Linked DNA regions of Homo sapiens: region 1 is linked to region 2. Evidence: read pairs that join two places in POLR2A ChIA-PET (ENCODE). Cell type or tissue: OCI-LY7. All regions are shown on one strand. Each heading gives the region's core, and the rest is flanking DNA. Links, peaks and the distances in the headings are about the cores only.

Region 1 (5,388 bases), core at 104-5,103, 120 kb after region 2:
GTAAAACTGTTAATATATCTTTTACAACCAAACTGTCTTTGAGGTTTCTTTCTTAGACAACATCAAAGTTTATTTTCTCATTTTGTAAAAGGAGGGTTGCCGGAAGTCATTGAATATACTTGGAATTCTCTGTATTTGTGACGGCATTTGCCAAGCCCATAGTATAGGAACGGTTGGCAAACCAACTTCCCTAGGTCAATTATATACAAAAATATACAAAGCATGTTATTAATATTTGGTCAATTATATACAAAGCATGTTATTAATATTAAAATGAACATGTTTCAGCAATTGTAGTCTTTCAGGACAGATAGAGCATACTCAAGGTAATGTGTGAAGACTGGCACAATAACTGTCGGCAAGACTTAGTCAACGTTTCTGTTTTAAAATACTTGTGTCAATTGGTTACCAAAAAATACACATTGGGATAAATTAAAAAGTCCTGGAGATCTGTCAATGCCTTTGTTGTCTATAGGATGTTACTACTTTCGGAGCAATTGTTGATTAAATCCTTTAAAAATACTTGTACATTATGTCTCATTTTTCTTATTGTAGATACTATTAATTATTATAGTAAATTAACCCAAGCCATTCAGTCTTGTCGTCAACAGGTAGTTTCTTCTTTTCCTTTGCAATTATCTAAACACCCTTGATATTAATCAATAAATTAATAATGGAGTCTCTGGAAGAAACATCAAGGGGATCATAACCTCAGCAATGGCCTCAAATAGGTTCTTTTAACTATTGACACTAAATGGAACAGATTCATGGACACAGGCTTTCCAGTATAAGCTGACACTGTCACCTGAAGCCCATGGTTGGACTGTGTGACTGAGCATTTCTAGGACCTTTTATTTAGTCTAAAAGCAGATGACTTTGTGATAGTAGGGTTACTTAAACCAAGTTCAGAAAACAAGAATTAATGATGCAGGATGGAAAGAAATTAAGATGAAAATTCACTTGGGGCTAATCTATATTCTGTTTGGCAAATGAGAACAACACCCCTTTTCTTTCTTCTTGATCTATCACTAATTCTCGATTTAATAAACAAACCCTGTACGAAGTGGAACAAAACATTCTTTAAATGGTATCTCATTACAACTGATGTCTCAGAATTCAGAAAAAAAATCTATAAAATATCTTAGGGTATAGATTATAAGTGAATAAATAAGAGAAAAATCTAAGAAAACTGATTCTGAGAAAGAGTGACACACATTGATTGGCTTGTCTGTAAAACTGCATGTAACAGTGGTTATTATTGAAGTGCCATTTGTTGCTTCACTTTATTTTTTATGACCATGTCATTATTTACATAGGGTCAGTACACCTCTGTCTTGGGATATGGTTAGATAAAGAAAATTTGTCACGTTACCATGCAAGAAATGTCACATTTTAAAACAAGTCTGACTTAATGAGGCACGACAAGCTGACTTTAAGAAACAGGGACTGGGCCGGGCGCGGTGGCTCACGCATGTAATCTCAGCACTTTGAGAGGCTGAGGCAGGAGAATGGCTTGAACCCAGGAGGTAGAGGTTGCAGTGAGCCAAAATTGCACCATTGCACTCCAGCCTCAAGAGCAAAACTCCATCCCCCCTCACCCCCCCCCCCCCCAAAAATAAGACACAGGGACTGTACTTGATATGTGGAAATGATGCCCACAACATCCTCCCAGGAAACTTACCTTGTACCTGCTCTCTGGCTAGTGAAATCTCAGCCTTACAGTTAGTAACGAATGCCACTTGCTGACATAGCAGGAACATTGACAGACTTGGGGACCTCAGAGAAGGAAGGACGTCCTAGTTATGTAGTTCTTGAGGAAAAGCGTGGTCCGGGCAAACTGGATGCCTTTTTTCTCCTAGACCTAGAAAGGACAAGCTGATTGAGAACAGCAATTCAAAATCATCTGCGAAACTGATGTGATCAAAATCTGACTAGGGGCTTTGTGAAGCCTCTAGACAGAATTTAATTCTCCAATCCTTCGTATTTTAAGGCTTTAATTTTTAAAACCATACAGCAAAGAAATCTCCTAGTGTTAATCCACACCTTTTGTAGCAACTATATAAATTTAATTGGTCAAAGAGAAAAACCCATCAAGTTAATAATATGGATCAGAACATTTCTGAACAAACCCGTGTAGTCAAATTATCTACACTTCTGGCAGCCCCTGGCCAGAAGGAGGGGCTAAGGAAGCATGAATGATATCTTGCCTTGCTGCTGTCTTCACTTAGCACATTATATAGCAGTCACACACAAAACAAAAAACCCATCCCTGCCCCCGCAAAACCCCAAACACTTGACTTTCTTAAAAATACTAAAACAGGCAGAAACACCCTAACACTTTTCTCTAAATGAAGACCATGCCCTTTTTGTAATCTGCTACCCTAATGCAAACAATTTAATTCCTGATTGAATGGCGTGAACCCAGGAAGCAGAGGTTGCAGTGAGCCGAGACTGCACCACTGCACTCCAGCCTGGGCGACAGAGCGACTCTGTCTCAAAAAAAAAATAAAAAAAAAATTAATTCCTGATTTTGCAATATTAATATCAACATATAGGTGATAACCTTTGCAGATAGTGTAGTCATGTGAGGAACAGACTAACTGTACACTTGGTAACCTCTTGTGTTTTTCTCTAAAAGCCTGCTGTGTTCTTTGTTTAGATAGCCCAGTTGTTCTGAAGTATGATCTGCCTTACAGAATAGTGAAAGTAAAAATTATTTTCTTAATAGTTTTGTGTCTGAGTTCTCCTTTCACAATTGATAGTTGTCAAAGCTGGGTGAACGGTACTTCAGATCCTTTTAATCTTCTCTATAATTTTGTATATGTTCTTAAATTTCCACAATAAAAAATTAAAATTGTATATCAGGGCTATGCTATGTATCAAAGAGATATTGTCAGTGCTTTCCTATAAAGACACAAGACTTAGTCTAATTTTAACTAGTTTCCAAACTTAAAGGCTGTATTGAGGCTGTATTCAGTTTTAAAGCACGTGCAGCTAGTAGACATGACGAACCATCCCAAAGATAGTACTGCAGTTGGCAGCCTAGGAGCAAGGAAAGGTATCTTGTGTGGTTGTGTAGCTGGTGTTTTCTGACCTCACTAGTGAGGTTAGAGTCCTCAATGTTAAGCAGCAATGAAGGGAGCCAGAGTTTCCATGTTATTTGCTGCATTCAGCGTGCATGTCAAAAATAGATCCAAAAGCTATGGCAACTGAAAAATATTTGTTTTAATCAGTGTTTGGGAAACAAATGCTGGTATTTGGCTTCAGGGTTGGCTTCTTCAGCACTGATATTGGCAGATCCAATTCACAATAAAGTCCTACAGCACTTCTGTTTTTTTTTAAAATCCCATATGGACTTAATCTGTAAAACCTCCTGGCACATTTGCACGTTTTGGTTTCCTGGGAGGTTCCCGTGGATTTGTTTAACTCTGGTATCATGATTCTTTACTGTATGTTCCCTTGAAGTATAGGAAGAAAGAACACACTTGTTACATTTTTGTCATTTATATATTTAACAAATATTTATTGATCTCCTGTTGTGTGCAAGGCACTATTCTAGGCATTCTGGAAAGATACAAAAATGAATCAGGCAAATATGGTGATTTCAATTTACTTTCAACCCAATAAGGAAGACAAATTGTGGGCCAGGCATTGAATTAGGTGCTGGGGGTGCAGAGGTGAACAAAGTTCCTGACTTCATGTTGCTCCTTGAAATTAAGACAGATAAATACAGGGGTTAGAGAAGGGCTAATGGAGAAAATAACCCTGAAGCCAAGCTGTAAAAGACAAATTAGAGTTCAGACAAAGCAGAATGGGGCAGAAGGTATACTGTAAGAAAGGGAGCAGCAGATACACATAGGGGTCCTGGGATGGAAAATAGCCTGTATCCAGTTTATTTGAAGATCCAGTTTCTTTGCAGAGTCTTAGAATGGACTGGACTTTGGAGATAGAGTTATAGGAACCAAACTCATAATAGTGGGGTTTTTTTTTTGTTTGGTTTTGTTTTTGAGATGGGAGTTTTGCTCTTGTGGCCCAGGCTGGAGTGTAGCAGTGCAATCTCAGCTCACTACAACCTCCGCCTCCCTGGTTCAAGTGATTCTTCTGCCTCAGCCTCCCAAGTAGCTGGGATTGGAGGCACCCACCACCAAGCCCAGCTAATTTTTGTATTTTAGTAGAGACAGGTTTCACCATGTTGGCCAGGCTGGTCTCTAACTCCTGACCTCAGGTGATCCACCCGCCTTGGCCTCCAAAAGTGCTGGGATTACAGACGTGAGTCACTGCGCCTGGGCTCATAGTGGTGTCTATAATGAAATAAGTATCATGCAGACCAAAGCACCTATGTCCTATTTCCTTTTGTATTGTTAGATCTATGCAAGAAGCTTATTTATGTTTATAACATTGCCTTTGCAATCTTGCATCAGAATTGGGGGCTAGTTGCATGATTCAGAGGTTCCTGGTCTGTGATTGCTGATGCATGCATCTCTGCAATACACAGGGCGCTACCATTGGGAATAGATTGGCTAAAATTTGAGGGCCTTGTCCCTTAAGTAGTGTTGGAGGTACACATTGATTGCCATATTTTTTGTTTTTTTGTGACTCCCTACACTTGAATGTCTCCTTATAACTTTCAGGATTGTATCAGTTAGGGTCTTGTCAGAAAACGGAATTCATTTCGGATGGTTCAGAGGAAGAGAAGAGACTTTAATGAAAGTACCACTTGCAGATATATGGATAGGGTTAAGGAAGCAAACTATGGATGAGTTTGTTAGCAGCAGTAGGAAGCTGTTACCACCCTAGAAGGGGACAAGAAGAAAAAGTAGAGTTACTGGATTATAGTGAGAGCTAGAGAAAGGGCCAACTGGTGGAGACTGAACTGCAGAGGGTGCAACTACTGCTATTGATATGAAAGGAAAGCAGAAGCAATACCATAACCTTTCTTTCACTCCTCCTGCCCACAGCGGACCTGCTGGAGCCTCTCTTGCCCAAATCGTACAGGAAACCATCTGGCAAGGGAGCTGGGTGGTGCAGTCTGCAGGGGTCATCCTGCTAGGGCACAGAGCAGGTCAGAGTAGGATAGAAAATGGATGTGGGCAGGGATTTGGTGAGAGACGGTAAATAACGAATAATCAGCCTGGGCTGAAGTCCAAATTCCTCAGCAAGGCTTATGAATCATTTACTATCAAGCTCCTTGTAGCCCCTTCCGTCTTGTTCCCCCTCACCCTTTGCCACTCACCCACCCAACACTCCCAGCTCAATCATGCTGAACTGTTTGAAATTCTGCTTAGGTGCCACATTCTCACTTTGGGCATCCCCTCCTCCAGGAAGTATCTGCATCCTGGGCTCGCCCATATCCCTATCACAGCCCTATCATCATGTAAGTCATTGATG
Region 2 (5,388 bases), core at 113-5,112:
TCTAATATGCTATATTAACAATATCACTACTATTTACTGTGAGGACTGGGATGGCATCTTATCTTGTGATGTTTCCCTGGCATTAGCACAATGACTAGCAAATAGTACTCAAGGAATGTTGCTGAATGAATGTGTAAATGAATCAAGTTTTCTTCCCAAAGCGAGTAAGTGAGAGACTGGAAAAATACTTTATATCATGTGAAAGAAAATCAGCCTTAAAGTGGACAACCCAACTAGTATTTGATAATCTTAGAATTTCAATTACCTGATGACTGCTAAAGAGCTCTTTATCTTAAATGGTCTATAAGGAAAGAAACAAATGAGTAAAGCTCTAAGACATTCACCTAAACACAACTGAGTGACTGGCTGCCATTACCCCAGATATATAACCCTTGAAGGCAACTGAGTGCAGTGTTTCCTAAGTAACAACCCTCTAAGTGTTGGTCCACATATCCTGTTTTAGGCAGATAACCATCTGAATAGCTCATTAACATATGATGGCCACATAGCCCAGCCACAAGCCACCTATCACCATCACTTATTTACTAATTTATGGATCGCAGTGGCATTATAGTTCAAAACAGTTAATGGCCTTCTCCTTATGATCTTAGCCATACTGACTCTACAGTTTTGATACAGAGAATGCACTCTGGAAACACTACTTAGATGCCTTCAACATGCATTAAAAAATTTAGTAAGTATTGTTACAAATGCAAGTTCATACCCTTTTGCTAAGCCTTTATAGTCTCATATTCTTACCGAAGAAACAAATACCTATTATCTTGTTAAGTTATACTCATGCTGTCTTATGTTGCTACATACTCCTGACTGAAGAGCCTGTCTCAGTGACAGGAACTGGCTCTCCACCCAGCTGGAGCACAGCATTGCATGCACAGTGAGCTTTAAGAGATGGCTCAAGAAAGACTGGATCAAGTCTCTACTGCCAGACAGATTGACTGGATTTGTGACTTTGGATCAGTCTTTGTGAGCCTTAGTTTCCCCATCTGTAAAGTGAAAATGATAAATACACTTAGTCAGCAGGTTGCTGTAAAGGCCCAATGTGTTAAAATAAGCTCACTCCATTCATACCTTGAGACCATACATACATGTGCACCTTAGGCAAAGCATTCTCTTAGCTTGCTAACATAAAAACTAGAGGCAAGCAGTAGTAACAGTAATAACAGTAACAATCCCCATTATTACAGCTTCATGGAAGAGTACAACCTATGAAGTTATGAGAACTACAGCTAATTACCAGTTTTATCACTTTCAAGCTTCAAGTCCTCTAGGAAAGTTATTTTTTCCATATCTATAAATGTAGTGATAATCCACCTACCCAGATAGGATGCTGTGAGGATTAAATGAGAATAAGAATGTAAAATGCCAGAGCATACTAGACGTGAAAGGTCAGCTCTCCTCCTCCTGTGAAACCATTACCACCAACTGTTGCCTTTCAGAGAAAAAGGTCCCAAAAAAGTAGATAGGAGGGGTAGAAAAAGTTTAGAGGGAGCTTCAAGGTTTAGGAGAGAAAAGAGGGTACATCTGGGGAAAGAGCTTCAGATACAGTCTAAACCTGGTGAACAACACTGTGGTCTGCCTTTGGTATCCAGGAGTGTGAGGCAAAGGTGGTGCCAGGGAGAAGTTCTCTCTTTACAATGTAACCTCAGCTCAGCTCCACAGTCCACTTTCCAAAATGACTGTCAGAAAGGCCTTATCTTCACAGTACCACCTCTATGACTAACCACTCCTAGAACATCATATCTCATATGGACACATACAGATATATATATTTCTAATTTTCTAGAAAAACTATACTCTCAAATGAGTCAAGGACTAGATGTTCCCATGAGTCGAAAACTAGATGTTCTCATGAGTCAAGGACTAGATGTTAAATGAGTCAAGGACTATGTTCAAATGTTAATTTCACTCACAGGATAAAGCAGCACAAGAAGCTCTCGGATGTGTGTTCAGAGATCCTGAAATACATACAATAATTGCTGCACTTTAAACCATAATCACAGGATGAGTTTTAGTGCCTGTAAATTGAGGATACTCTCCAAATAGCACTGGTAAGGTTGTTTTTCTTTCTTTCTTTTCTTTTTTGAGATAGGGTCTTGCTCTGTTGCCCAGGCTAGAGTGCAATGGCACGATCTCAGCTCACTGCAGTCCTCGCACCTCAACCTCCTGAGTAGCACAGGTGTGCTCCACCACACCAGGCTAATTTTTGTATTTTTAGTAGAGACAGGGATTTGCCATGTTTCCCAGGCTGGTCTCCAACTCCTGGGCTGACGCAATCCACCCGCTGTGGCCTCCCAAAGTGCTGGGATTACAGGTGTGAGCCACCACCTGGCCCATTGGTAAGTTTTAATGTCTCCAGGAGCCCTTATAGAGCCACTTCATTCTGAACTTCCCCACAGCTGGTGAAATAAACTCAAAGGAGTGAATGGGACAGAGGCCTGTCAAGAAGGTGGCCTGGCCTCTTTATTGCCTTAGGCTCTCATAGTACACTTCACAGGCAAGAGAACAAGAGCTGGGAACACTTCTCTGGACCCGTGGTAGCCCAGTTTCAACCTCTGCTTTACAAATCTAGCACAAAGAAAGCTTCCTGTTTGCTTACAGGAGGAGTGGTACTAAGCAGTTATTTCTATTTTCTGTAGGTAATATGAATATAGAAACTTGGGTCTATAGGGATATTAAAAGAAACACTGAAAGACAGGCTCACTAAGCTGTTACAATATTACATGTGCTGAGGTCTTCTATAACCTTGTCAAAGCACTTCAAATGTTATATTTATATATTCTTTTGAGACTGGTCTTGCTCTGTTGCCCAGGCTGGAGGGCAGTGGTGTGAATCACAGCTCATTGTAGCCTTCATCTCCCAGGCTCAAGTGATCTTTTTGCCTCAGCCTTCCAAGCAGCTGGGACCATAGACTCACGCCACCATGCCTGGCTAATTTTTTTTTCCTTTTTTCTTTTCCTTTTTTTGGGTAGAGACAAGGTCTCACTATGTTGTGTAGGCTGGTCTTAAACTCCTCGGCTCAAGTGACCCTCCTGCCTCAGCACCCAAAGTGCTGGGATTACAGGTGTGAGCCACTGCCCTCTGCCAAACACTGTATTTGTAATCATCTGAAGAATGGGTTAAGGAAGACTTTGGTGTTAGGCAGATTGGGGATCAAATCCTGGGTTTTCTATTAGCTATGCAATCTTGGACAAATTACTTAACTTCTTAGAGCCTTGGTTTCCTCATTTGAAAAATAGGGACAACACTTACATTTCATGAAGTAGTTGAATTAATAGAAATAGATATTATATTGCGATTGAAACATAGTAGGTAGTCAATAAACAGAAGCTATCATTGCTATTATTATTTATTATTTTACTTATCTGTCTATCCCATCAGACTAAGTTCCTCGGGAGCAGGGAATGGGGGACAACATTCTGTACTCCCAGCTCTCAGCATATCATCTGCAGACAACAGCTGCTCGATAAAGATCTGCTAGATGAATATGTTGTTCCCACCTCTTAAAAGTGCTTTACTATGTGACAGGAGCTGATTTAAACTCTCTGAAGATAATTTCTTCTTAGTTCTATGAAGTATCCTTATTTTAGGAGAAAGTGAGGGTATAAAGTTAAGTATTTTGCCAGAGGTTATACAGCTAGCTACTAAGTTGCAGCAGTGGAATAGAAACCAAGTTTAACTACTTCGAGCCTTCATTGTTAACCACCACCTTTATGTCTCTCACTGGCATGTCAAAAATAGTTATTTTTGAAGAAGTTAATAATTGTCAGGGTTAAAAAGTGGCAGCAAAAGACACTTAAAAATAAGAGCCTTTTAATTTCTTCACAGGAATCTGGATAACTTGCTTCACCCAGTCTGCAGCTTTCTGCCTAAATGCATATAGTGAAGTGGGAGGTGAGTAGGGGGGGAATGAAATGTGAAAATGCAGGATTTATTTCTTACTGCCATTTATTCAAATGAAATGGACTATACTCATGCTTCATCATACTAACCACATTCATTCATTCCTTCATTAAACATCAGCATTCCATACACATGTCAACCACTGTACAAACACAGAAGTCTTGCAACAACACAAAATAATAAGACTCCACATCATCATCTGACTTTTGGAAAACATTATGAAAACAATCACTTGGGCATTCGTCTCTCTCTCTACCAGACTCAGATCCAGCCTAGCCCTGCTAGAAAGCAAACATCTTTCTAGTTTAATGTCTTCTCTAATTGTGATATGCAGGTTAATACCTAAAACTATGGCTATGTTCCTCAGACATTCTGCTTGCTATTATAAACAAAACATTTATGCCATGCCACGTGGCTTCATTTTGACTTTTTTAAACTTTTAATTTTGAAATACTTTTAGATTTATAGAAGAGTTGCAACAGTAAATTCAGAATTCCCCATACCCTTCACCCAGCTTCCTCTAATGTTAACATTTTACATACCTACAGTATAATTATCAAAACTAAGCTTCAATTATCAAAACACTGATTCACTACTATTAATTAAACTACAGACTTAACATTTCATGAGTTTTGTCACATGTTCCTTTTCAGTTCAGGGATTCCACATTGCATTTAGCCTCATGATTCCTTAGTCTTCTCCAATTTGTATTCATATTCTCTCACCTGGGTTCTATATGGCCTGAAATATTTATAGAAGAGGATTAGGGGTAGAGTCTTTAATTACAGATCAGTTATCGACTCTCATGAAAATCAACTAGGCCTCAAAAGCTGAGTCCTCTGTCTCTTACTTAATTAACCAGCCGCAGCAGACCAAGGATATATCTGAACACAGCCCTAGAGCTGCTATTGTTTTCTGCTCTGTATTTTGAAAGTTGACTGACTGACCTATATGGTCCTAACAAAAACCATTATCACTGTCATCACTAAATTATATAAATTATCAGTGCCCAAACATCATTAGCAAAGGCACAATGTTTTAGGAATAAGAGGGTCTTGCATAGAGTAAATAAGCTAACTCTGATGATTGTTGTCTAATGGGAACCAAATACAAAATGGAGAATTCTGTTTGTTGGAATGAAATAATGAAATAAATCAAATACTAACATGTATATAAATCACCTGGGGAAACTGCTAAAGTGCAGATTCTGACTCAGTACATTTAGGGATGGGCCTCAGATTCTGCATTTGTAACAAGCTCTGATGTGATGCTCATGCTGCTGGTCTCCAGACCACTTTTTGACTAGCCAGAAAACAGAATAAAACAGAGGCGGTGAAAAATATACATAAGATTTAAACAGTTTGTCAATGTTTACTGTTGCAAAAGATTACACTTGCTAAATACTTTTAGGTTTTTTATTTAAATAGGAGATTAAATAAGAAAATCGTTAGGTTAAACTAAGTCCTT

What was found. Peaks named below come from ENCODE experiments on the same cell type or tissue, not always from the same donor. Only the 100,000 strongest peaks of a DNase experiment are listed, where the experiment ranks them.
Region 1: POLR2A ChIA-PET joins it to region 2 with 5 read pairs; 1 of 35 experiments calls an interaction of 5 or more read pairs at or near these places.

What each region holds. Positions count from the first base shown.
Region 1 is chr11:111,571,852-111,577,239 of GRCh38, reverse strand. No RefSeq gene overlaps it. Among named protein-coding and RNA genes, the nearest start is that of SIK2, 28 kb to the left of the region's middle. In OCI-LY7, for the core only: CTCF peaks have their summits at 1,943 and 2,149 (motif pointing right); a DNase peak (open chromatin) is centred at 2,179; H3K4me3 peaks cover 1,015 bases.
Region 2 is chr11:111,695,426-111,700,813 of GRCh38, reverse strand. All of the region lies in intron 4 of SIK2 (salt inducible kinase 2), which reads right to left. It also overlaps a transcript of PPP2R1B not described here. Among named protein-coding and RNA genes, the nearest start is that of PPP2R1B, 68 kb to the left of the region's middle. In OCI-LY7, for the core only: no CTCF peak of the experiment used is centred there; DNase peaks (open chromatin) are centred at 873 and 2,733; H3K4me3 peaks cover 1,151 bases; H3K27ac peaks cover 4,082 bases.